Regions from separate parts of the Homo sapiens genome. Here region 1 is linked to region 2. Evidence: read pairs that join two places in POLR2A ChIA-PET (ENCODE). Cell type or tissue: PC-9. All regions are shown on one strand. Each heading gives the region's core, and the rest is flanking DNA. Links, peaks and the distances in the headings are about the cores only. Region 1 overlaps LOC100506532 (a long non-coding RNA gene). Region 2 overlaps COL5A1 (collagen type V alpha 1 chain).

Evidence for each region. ChIA-PET counts read pairs that join two places held together with the same protein. Peaks named below come from ENCODE experiments on the same cell type or tissue, not always from the same donor. Only the 100,000 strongest peaks of a DNase experiment are listed, where the experiment ranks them.
Region 1: POLR2A ChIA-PET joins it to region 2 with 7 read pairs; 6 of 35 experiments call an interaction of 5 or more read pairs at or near these places.

The regions. Positions count from the first base shown.
Region 1 is chr9:134,501,024-134,505,398 of GRCh38, reverse strand. The region is part of intron 1 of LOC100506532 (a long non-coding RNA gene); the gene reads right to left. Among named protein-coding and RNA genes, the nearest start is that of MIR4669, 120 kb to the right of the region's middle. In PC-9, for the core only: no CTCF peak of the experiment used is centred there; a DNase peak (open chromatin) is centred at 2,418; H3K27me3 peaks cover 918 bases.
Region 2 is chr9:134,655,088-134,659,462 of GRCh38, reverse strand. All of the region lies in intron 1 of COL5A1 (collagen type V alpha 1 chain), which reads right to left. Among named protein-coding and RNA genes, the nearest start is that of COL5A1-AS1, 4.4 kb to the right of the region's middle. RefSeq lists enhancers at 1,076-1,883, 2,940-3,803, 3,804-4,375. In PC-9, for the core only: a CTCF peak has its summit at 2,989; no DNase peak of the experiment used is centred there.

The DNA.
Region 1 (4,375 bases), core at 261-4,260, 150 kb after region 2:
AAATGACAGTCCCTGCAACAACACAGCTGACCCACACCCCCCCCCCCATCCACACGGCCCCGCACCCACCCATCCACATAGCCGGGCCACACAGGGGACCCACACCCCCCCATCCACACAGCCGGGCCACACAGGGGACCTGCACCCCCCCCATCCACACAGCCCGGACACACAGGGGACCCGCACCCACCCATCCACACAGCCCGGACACACAGGGGACCCGCATCCACCCATCCACACAGCCCGGACACACAGGAGACCCGCACCCACCCATCCACACAGCCTGGCCACCTATGCCCTCCAAGGGCTCAAAGAGCATCTCATTTGCCAACATAGCATCTTGAATGAGGTTGCCTCTGGCTGAGGCACAAGCTACAGTGAGAGAGGTGGCACAAGGACTGTGACCCAGGACAGAATTTTTTAAAATGCATGATTGCATTTATGTGCATCACAAATTGGAAAAATGAAATCATTTAGGAATGAGGACCACAACAAAAAACAAAACTGGCTGGGCGTGGTGGCTCACGCCTGTCATCCCAACACTTTGGTAGGCCAAGGTAGGCAGATCACCTGAGGTCAAGAGTTCAAGACCAGCCTGGCCAACATGGCAAAATCCATCTCTACTAAAAATTCAAAAATTAGCCGGGCATGGTGGTGGGTGCCTGTAATCCCAGCTACTTGAAAGGCTGAGGCAGGAGAATCGCTTGAACCAAGGAGGCAGAGGTTGCAGTGAGCCAAGATCGTGCCACTGAACTCCAGCCTGGGTGACAGAGTGAGACTGTGTCTCCAAAAAAAAAAAAAACAGTCATCACAAAAAACAAATCAGTGGCAATCTCTGCAGGGAAGGGCAGATACGATTGCTTCCGGGGGGCGTGGGAGGCACACCTGGAGGGAAGGCAGCATCATTTCTCCAGTCCTGAGTGGCAGTTACAACTTTCCCCTTTCACAGACCTGGAGACAAGGTCCTTCTCACCAGTTGGGGGAACTTGGCCTTCACCTCCCTTCCCTGGCCCTCAGTTTCCTCATGTGTAAATGGAGAAGATAAAGATAATGACCCCATCTCCCTGCAGCTATCTGGAGGCCACATGAGTGAGGAACCAGCCATGCCTGATGCGCCACGGGCACTCTGGTGCTGGCGGCCAGTGAGTGGCCGATGCTGCTGGATTTCCCCAGCAGGGAGTCAGTGGTATTCCTGCTGTACTGATGTGCGGACAGCAGAGGCAGGATTTGAACCCGAGACTACCTGACTCTAGAGCTTGTGCTCATTAACCTCTGCCCCCGATAGGAGGAGCAGGAGAGACCCAGCCCAAGGTTCGGCAGGGAATACAGACAGGGTGCCCGGCTGCCCTTCCTAGCACATCAGATCAGCCAGGGTGAGGCCTGGGCTGAGGCTCCCAGCAATTGTGGGTGGGCATGGGGGGAGCCCAGGGCACTGGCTGGTGAGGTCTGGAGAATGGCAACTTCACAGAGTCTAGTGTGAAAGGTACCTCTCCCCACTTGCAGTGATGGGAAACCAAGGCAGGGAAGGCAGTTGAAGGAAGCTGGTTCCTTGGCATGAGCTGGTAGGTTGGACCAGTGCCTGTCTGAAGGCATAGGGGAAAGGGGCCGACAGACGTGTCTGGGTGTGAAAAGGACCAGGATGTGAGGCTGGGCGTTGGCTGCTCAGTGTAGAGGAATGGGGTGCCAGTAGACCTGAAGGATGAGGGGCTCTAAACACCCTGGTCTGGCCCAGTTGCCACAGAGCCCACCAAATCTGGAATGCAGGCTGGGTGCTAGAGCAGAGCATTCTGGAAGCTGCCTCCAGCTGAGCAGGAAGGAGCACCACTAATTGTGGAGAGGGTGGAGCTCATTGCCTTGTGCCACCATTGCCACCCCAGACCACTGTGGCTGTCAGCAGGAACAGCGCCAGGCCACACTCCAAAAACTCCAGGCGCTTGTCCTAGGAGCTTCAGGACCCTGGGCCTGTGTCTTAATTGCTGTGAGCCTCAATTTCCTCACGCCAGGCCATTGTATCAAGAGTTCCCCAGCGAATGTTCTCCAGCCATGCAGCCCCCACTAGGGTGACAACTGTCTTGCTTTGCCCAAAACTCTACCACCCCTAGAGCTGAAAGGCTTGAGTCCTGGGAAGCCCCTCAGTCCCGGGCAAGTGAGCGTGGTGGGCCACCCTAAGACAGGCAGCGTGGGTTGGACATGGGGGCGGCCAGGGTCTCACCCCTCAGTGCCCAGCCTGCTGCCCACGACAGCTTTTCCACTGCGAGTGCAGCCCCCTCCCGGGCTTCTGCGCCGTGATTTCGTCACAACGCAGGGATAAGCCCAGACTCTCCAGACAGCTGGGCCTGGTCTGCTCAGCTCCCAGCTCCTGATGACTCAGCCCTGGCTAGGCCTCCCACAGACAAGGCCAGCCAGGGCTGCGGATGCCACGTCCCCACCTCAAGCCTGCCCCTGGGCCCCAGGATGGCCTCCCTGGCTCAGGCCCAGCTGCAGGCAACAGCAGCAGGATCCAGGGAGAGCTCCTGGCCTGAGCGACAGAGAGGCACCAAGCCTGCTCCCCAGCCACGTGGCCCCGCTGCTCACGGTCCTCCTGGCCCGTCCTGGAAGGGGGCTCGTCCATGGACACCCCCACATGAGACAGAGAACGAAGGCAGAGGGCAGGAGGGCGAGGACACGGCCTGGCGGCCTCTCGCTGTACCCACCTCTCACCCCAAGGCCCCTTCACCAAGCCCTGTGGGCCACAGCTGGCACTCAGACTCCACCAGGGGCCGGGCCCGGCTGTCACTCCCATCCTCCAGTGAGCGAACAGGACTCAGAGTGGGCTACATGGCCAGCTGGAGCCACCAGGCCCCCTGTCCCCCACGACCTAAGCTCACCCCTCCACCGGCCCCACTGCATCTGGGTGCAGAGAGAGGGCCCGAGTCTGCTCCCTGCAGGAGGAAAGAGGGTGCAGGGCCGCCGTTGAGGCAGTGGAGAGGCAGCAGGGAGGCAGGGGGAGGCAGAAAGGGAGAAGCTGGGGTTGGGGGGCTGCCGGCTGTAGGTACAGGGAGGAGCTCTGTGCCCAGAGGCCCATGGCGGTTCCCAGCCACATGGCTTGTCCCCCCACCCCCAGGGTCTTCAAGGACCCCACTCACAAGGGCAGCCCTGCAAAGAGAAGCTAGAGAGAGGTTGTGACGGGAACGGATGTGACGGGAGTATCGGGACCCCCAGCTCGAGGGTGGAGGGTGGGGCAGTCCTGGGGGCAGGTTGGGGAAGAAGTCACAGACACCCCCACCTCCACCCCACGCACAGAGCGGTCCTCCTAAGGAGACTGCTAGCAGCGGGAGAGAAGCATGGGCAGCCCCCAGCCCCGCCCTTCCTCTCACCTGCCCTCCTCTCCTACGCCCAGAGAAACCGGAGGCCAGAGCGCAGGAGCAGAGCCCGGGACCTGGGGCCGACATACTTTCCTCTCCTCCCAGCGACTCTCGAGTCTGCAGGACCAAAACCTCCCAGCAGCCCCCTCGCCTCGGCAGGAAGAAGAGGGCTGAAGGCTGAAGCTGCAGAGGGGGAGTTGTGATTTAGGTTGGACTAGACTCCTAGATACCCCCACAAGCCTGCCCTGACACCTCCGAAGTGCCCCCAGGACCCACGGGCCCACCCAAGTTGCCCCACAGGGGTAGGGAGGGAGACTCAGCAGGGGTGAGGGGCGGGTGGGAGAAGAGCCCTTCGCTAGGGACACACTCCCCCCGCTCCGAGCCCTGCACGCAGCCCTGATACACTTAGCCCGACTGTGATTGAAAACCACGCTAAGAGTTCTGGAGCCCATGCCCTGCCTGGCCGCCTGGCCTGGGTGGGCCAGGGGGATCCCCAGAAGGCGCATTTGAGCTGAGTCGGGACAGAGGAGGATGGGCAGACCAGGGGGGTCCAGGGGAGCAGGAAGGTCCCAGGCCAAGTGGGCAGCCAGAGCCCCGAGGCTGAGCATTTCCGCGCACAGGTTTCCCGAGGCTGAGCTTTCGCGCACACAGGTTTCCCGAGGCTGAGCATTTCCGCGCACAGGTTTCCCGAGGCTGAGCATTTCCGCGCACAGGTTTCCCGAGGCTGAGCTTTCGCGCGCACAGGTTTCCCGAGGCTGAGCATTTCCGCGCACAGGTTTCCTGAGGCTGAGCATTCGCGCCCACAGGTTTGTCCCTGCGTGCGTTGATTCATTCAACCGCTCACGGTGAGCGGGCTCTGGGCTGGCAGGTCCTGGCTGCGGGGCCTCTTCCCGTGGAGCTGACAGTCTAGGGATGGGCACGAGGAGAGAGGAGCAAAGGGTCAAGGGGAGGGGCAAAGGCCCAAAGACAAATAACAGGGGAGGAGGAGCCGTCCCTCTGCTCGCCCCCAGCTGGGGTGACCGCGTGGTTCA
Region 2 (4,375 bases), core at 201-4,200:
TGTTCCCAAGCAGCTGGACAGAATCAAATGCCCACAACTCAAAGGCTTTTTTATGATTATGATTATTATTATTGTTTTGAGATGGAGTCTCTGTCGCTCAGGCTAGAGTGCAATGGCGCCATCTCGGCTCACTGCAACCTCTGCCGCCCAGGTTCAAGCAATTCTCCTGCCTCAGCCTCCCAAGTAGCTGGGATTACAGGCATGCACCATCACGCCCGGCTAAGTTTTTTGTATTTTTAGTAGAGACAGGGTTTCACCATATTGGCCAGTCTCAAATTCCTGACCTTGTGATCCACCCGCTTCAGCCTCCCAAAGTGCTGGGATTACAGGCCTGAGCCACCACACCCGGCCTCAAAGGCTATTTTAAAGGCCTAACTCTGCCACTTCCTAGCTGCAGGGCCTCTGAGCCTGCTTCTCACCTGTAAAATGGGATGACACCTCCTGCCTTACACAGAGGCCATCGGGATAAAACACAGTGTGAAGGCACTTGGGGTCAGGTCAGAAGAAGACAAGTCCCAGAGAGTCCTACTCTTCACCTGCAGAGAAAAGTCTCAGCGAACCCCTCCCTCGTATGTCTCATGTGAATTTCTACCTTAACTGACATTTCAGTTTCCGGGCTCCGGAGAGACCTTGAAGAGGGCCAGGACCCCAGAGCCCACCTGGAGCCCAGCAGCCCCTCCCCTCCAGGCCTGGAGCCAGAGCCTCCCAGCTGCTCTCCGCACAACCACAGGGTGCCTGCCCCACCCCCCGCCACCCTCCAGGGGACAGAAGCCGGGCAGGGTACAAGAGGGGCGTCGGCTTCCATTAAGACCCCCGACATGCCTTTAGGCCCACACTGCCCTCGGACTATAGCCCCTCTCCGGGGCCTGCAAATCCTGCTTGAGGGCTAGGCAGCTGTTTGTAATCGGCCAGGCCCTAGCTGCAGGAAGGGGAGGTGGGAGCGTATGCATGTGAAGGGGCCCAGGGCGTGCAAGGACAGGCCCAGCAGGGGCGGGGGGACGTGCAGGGGCGGGGGCACATGCAGGCTTGGCTTGGGCTGCCCCTCCCAGGGCTGTCCCAGCAGAACTGGAGACCCGGGCAGCCAGAAAAGGAAAGAAAGAGGGAGCGGGTGTCTGCACTTCGGAGCTGCTTTCCTTTATCACTGGTGAGCAAGGAGATTTTCAGGGTAATGGTGAAACCTATGGGCTGCGGAGGCCGGGGTCCAGAACCTCCCAGCGTGGGTGCTGCCTGCTCACAGAGGGGCGAGCTGCCCACCACCACGGTTGTAGGGTGAACATTGGTCCTCAGAGCCTGCCCTGGGCAGAAAGCCCCTGCATTAGAAAGCCTGGGACCCCTCCAGCCCACTGAGGCTGAGAAAAGACCCAGTTTTGAACACCGTCCCCTGACGGTGGCAAGAGACGGGCAGGGTTGCTTTCCCCAGCGACAGGACTCCGAGTGCAGTCCGCCATAGCCAGCAGCATCTCCGTGCCCGGCCCATCCCTCGTCAGTGAAGCCCACCCGACAGGCCAGGACTCCCAGGCCTGGTCTCCCCACTCCTCACCAGCCTGTGACACCAGGAACCCACACCTTCTAAGTCTGAGCTTATTCATCTGCCAAACGGCCCCCAGGCCATAAGCCAGGCCACTGACTCTGTGCCCCCTCCCCAGAAGACATCAGAGTCCTCTCCAGGAGTCCAGGCAGGTCCTGTCCCACCCCCTGCCCTTCCCCGTCAGGCCTGGCACCCCCGGGCAAAGGAAACTCATCTGGAGAAGCTCCTGGGAACTGAATACAGAGGAAGGTTCCACAGCCCTCACCCCCCATATTATCTATAAACTGCACCCCCTACCCCACCCCCCATATTATCTATAAACTACACCCCCAACCCACCCTCCATATTATCTATAAACTACACCCCCTACACCACCCCCATATTATCTATAAACTACACCCCCACCCCACCCCCATATTATCTATAAACTACACTCCCACCCCACCCCCATATTATCTATAAACTACACCTACACCCCACCCCCATATTATCTATAAACTACACCCCCACCCCACCCCCATATTATCTATAAACTACACCCCCACCCCACCCCCATATTATCTATAAACTTCACCCCCTACCCCAGCCCCCATATTATCTATAAACTACACCTACACCCCACCCCCATATTATCTATAAACTGCACCCCTCTACCCCACCCCTGTATTATCTATAAATTGCACCCCCTGCCCCGACCCCTATATTATCTATAAACTACACCCCCTACCCTGCCCCCATATTATCTATAAACTGCACCCCCTGCCCCAACCCCCATATTATCTATAAACTACACCCCCTACCCTGCCCCCATATTATCTATAAACTGCACCCCCGCCCTGACCCCCATATTATCTATTAACTACACCCCCTGCCCCACCCCCCATATTATCTATAAACTGCACCCCCTGTCTCACCCCCCCATATTATCTATAAAGTGCACCCCCTGCCCCGTCCCCCATATTATCTATAAACTGCACCCCCTGTCTCACCCCCCCATATTATCTATAAAGTGCACCCCCTGCCCCGTCCCCCATATTATCTATAATGTACACCCCTTGCCCTGCCAATTGGAACCTCTGGCCCTTTTGTGCCAACCATTTAGCATCCTCTGAGGTCCCTGGCTGGGCCTGAAGCTGCAAACAGCAGCTTTAGTCCTTCTTTCACACTTTATAAAAGTTACAATTACTGCCTCCCAACCTCCGTATTAACAGCCATGTAAAATAACAGCCATCTCTAATAAGAATTATATGATACCATCTGCGACCATCCCAATAAAAGCAGCAGGCATCGTTATCAATACCACGAGTGCACCTGGTGCTTGCACTGCACGGGACGATGTCCTGCACACCGGGCACACCTAGGGCTTTGCATCCACACCAGTATTGCTTCCTTAGATCCTCACAGCTGCCAGTCCAGGTAGGTGGTGCTATTGCCTCTGATATGCAGATAAGCTGCCTCAGATCAGAGAGGTTAAGTAACATGTTGGAGATCCCACAGCCAGGAGTTCAAACCTGCTCTCTCGGCCTCCGAAGCTCCCGGTGTCCCTGAGAATCACTGCTTCCCTCCTCATCCCCTGAGCTCTCTTTGCAAAAGTCCAAGAGGTGACTGTGAGCTGGTGATAGGGACAGGCTCTGCAGAAGGACAGAGGGCTGGAGGGAGGCACAGGCCCCCACCCTCCTCTGCTCAGAGTTTCCCAAAGTACCCTCAACTGGTCACTGCCGCTGCACTGGGCGGGCAGGACGAGGAGCCGCAGGCCCCAGGCTCCACCTCAGACCCTCAATCTGAAGCTGCAAGGTGGGGCCCCGGGGCTCCTGCACCTGTCCACTGTGAGGGTCCCAGGCTCCAAGCTCCGGCATCCTCTGGCATCCGGTGGTGAGCCCTGCAAAGCCCCACCCTGCAGGAAGCTGGACCTGCCCACCCTCCTTTGCTTCCAGTCAATCCCAGAAAACACCAGGCAACTCCGGGCCAGGGTTACAGACCCAGAGAACTCCAACCCTCTGCAAAATGGCAGTGCAGCTGCTGTCTTGGTACCAGCCCTCTGTGCCAGGACATTCAAGGAGGGCAGGACAGGGGAGCCCTGCTGCAGGTGCCAGAGGCTCTGACAAGCCCACGTGCCATAGGACAGCCTGGTGGGCACAGCACCCATGGCACCCTCTGGGTCCTCACCCACAGCCTTCGGGCTGAGTCCAGCCTGGTCACACATTCCTGTCTCCTGTGGCACTTTCACAAGCCCAGCTCAATTCCATGGGCTCAGCAGACTCCTGCAAGTCACCTCATGGGGGCCACCTGTGACCTCTGAACCAATGGCATGCCTGGGACACACAGTAATAGTAATGACCATAGCCAGCTGTGGTGGTCCTAGCAGTTTACACATGTGAATCCTGAGTCCTCTCAGCATGCCTGTGAGACAGGTATTATTCTCATGCCCACTTGACAGATGGGGAAACTGAGGCACAGGAAGGTGCTACGAACTGCCTTAGCAGCACTGAGCTCAGGCTCATGAGGACGCTGCACAGCCCAGCTGAGAGGCTAAAGGTATGGGACACAGCCGCCCTCCACCCTCCCGGCTGGGGGCCTCCCGGGGCTCTGTGCTTCTCTGAGCTCCACCTCCGCCTCCCTCGGGTGGGGACTCACCCTGCCTCCCACATCGATGCACAAAACAGAAAAGTGCAGGCCCTAAAGCCCAAGGCCACCCAGTGCATTCGGATAAACCAGCCCTACAGACGCCCGGCCCAACACAACCCCAGCCCTACAAACCCCTGCCTTATACACACACCAGCCCTACACACCTCCAGCCCTACACACACCAGCCCTACACACCCCCAGCCCTACACACACCAGCCCTAC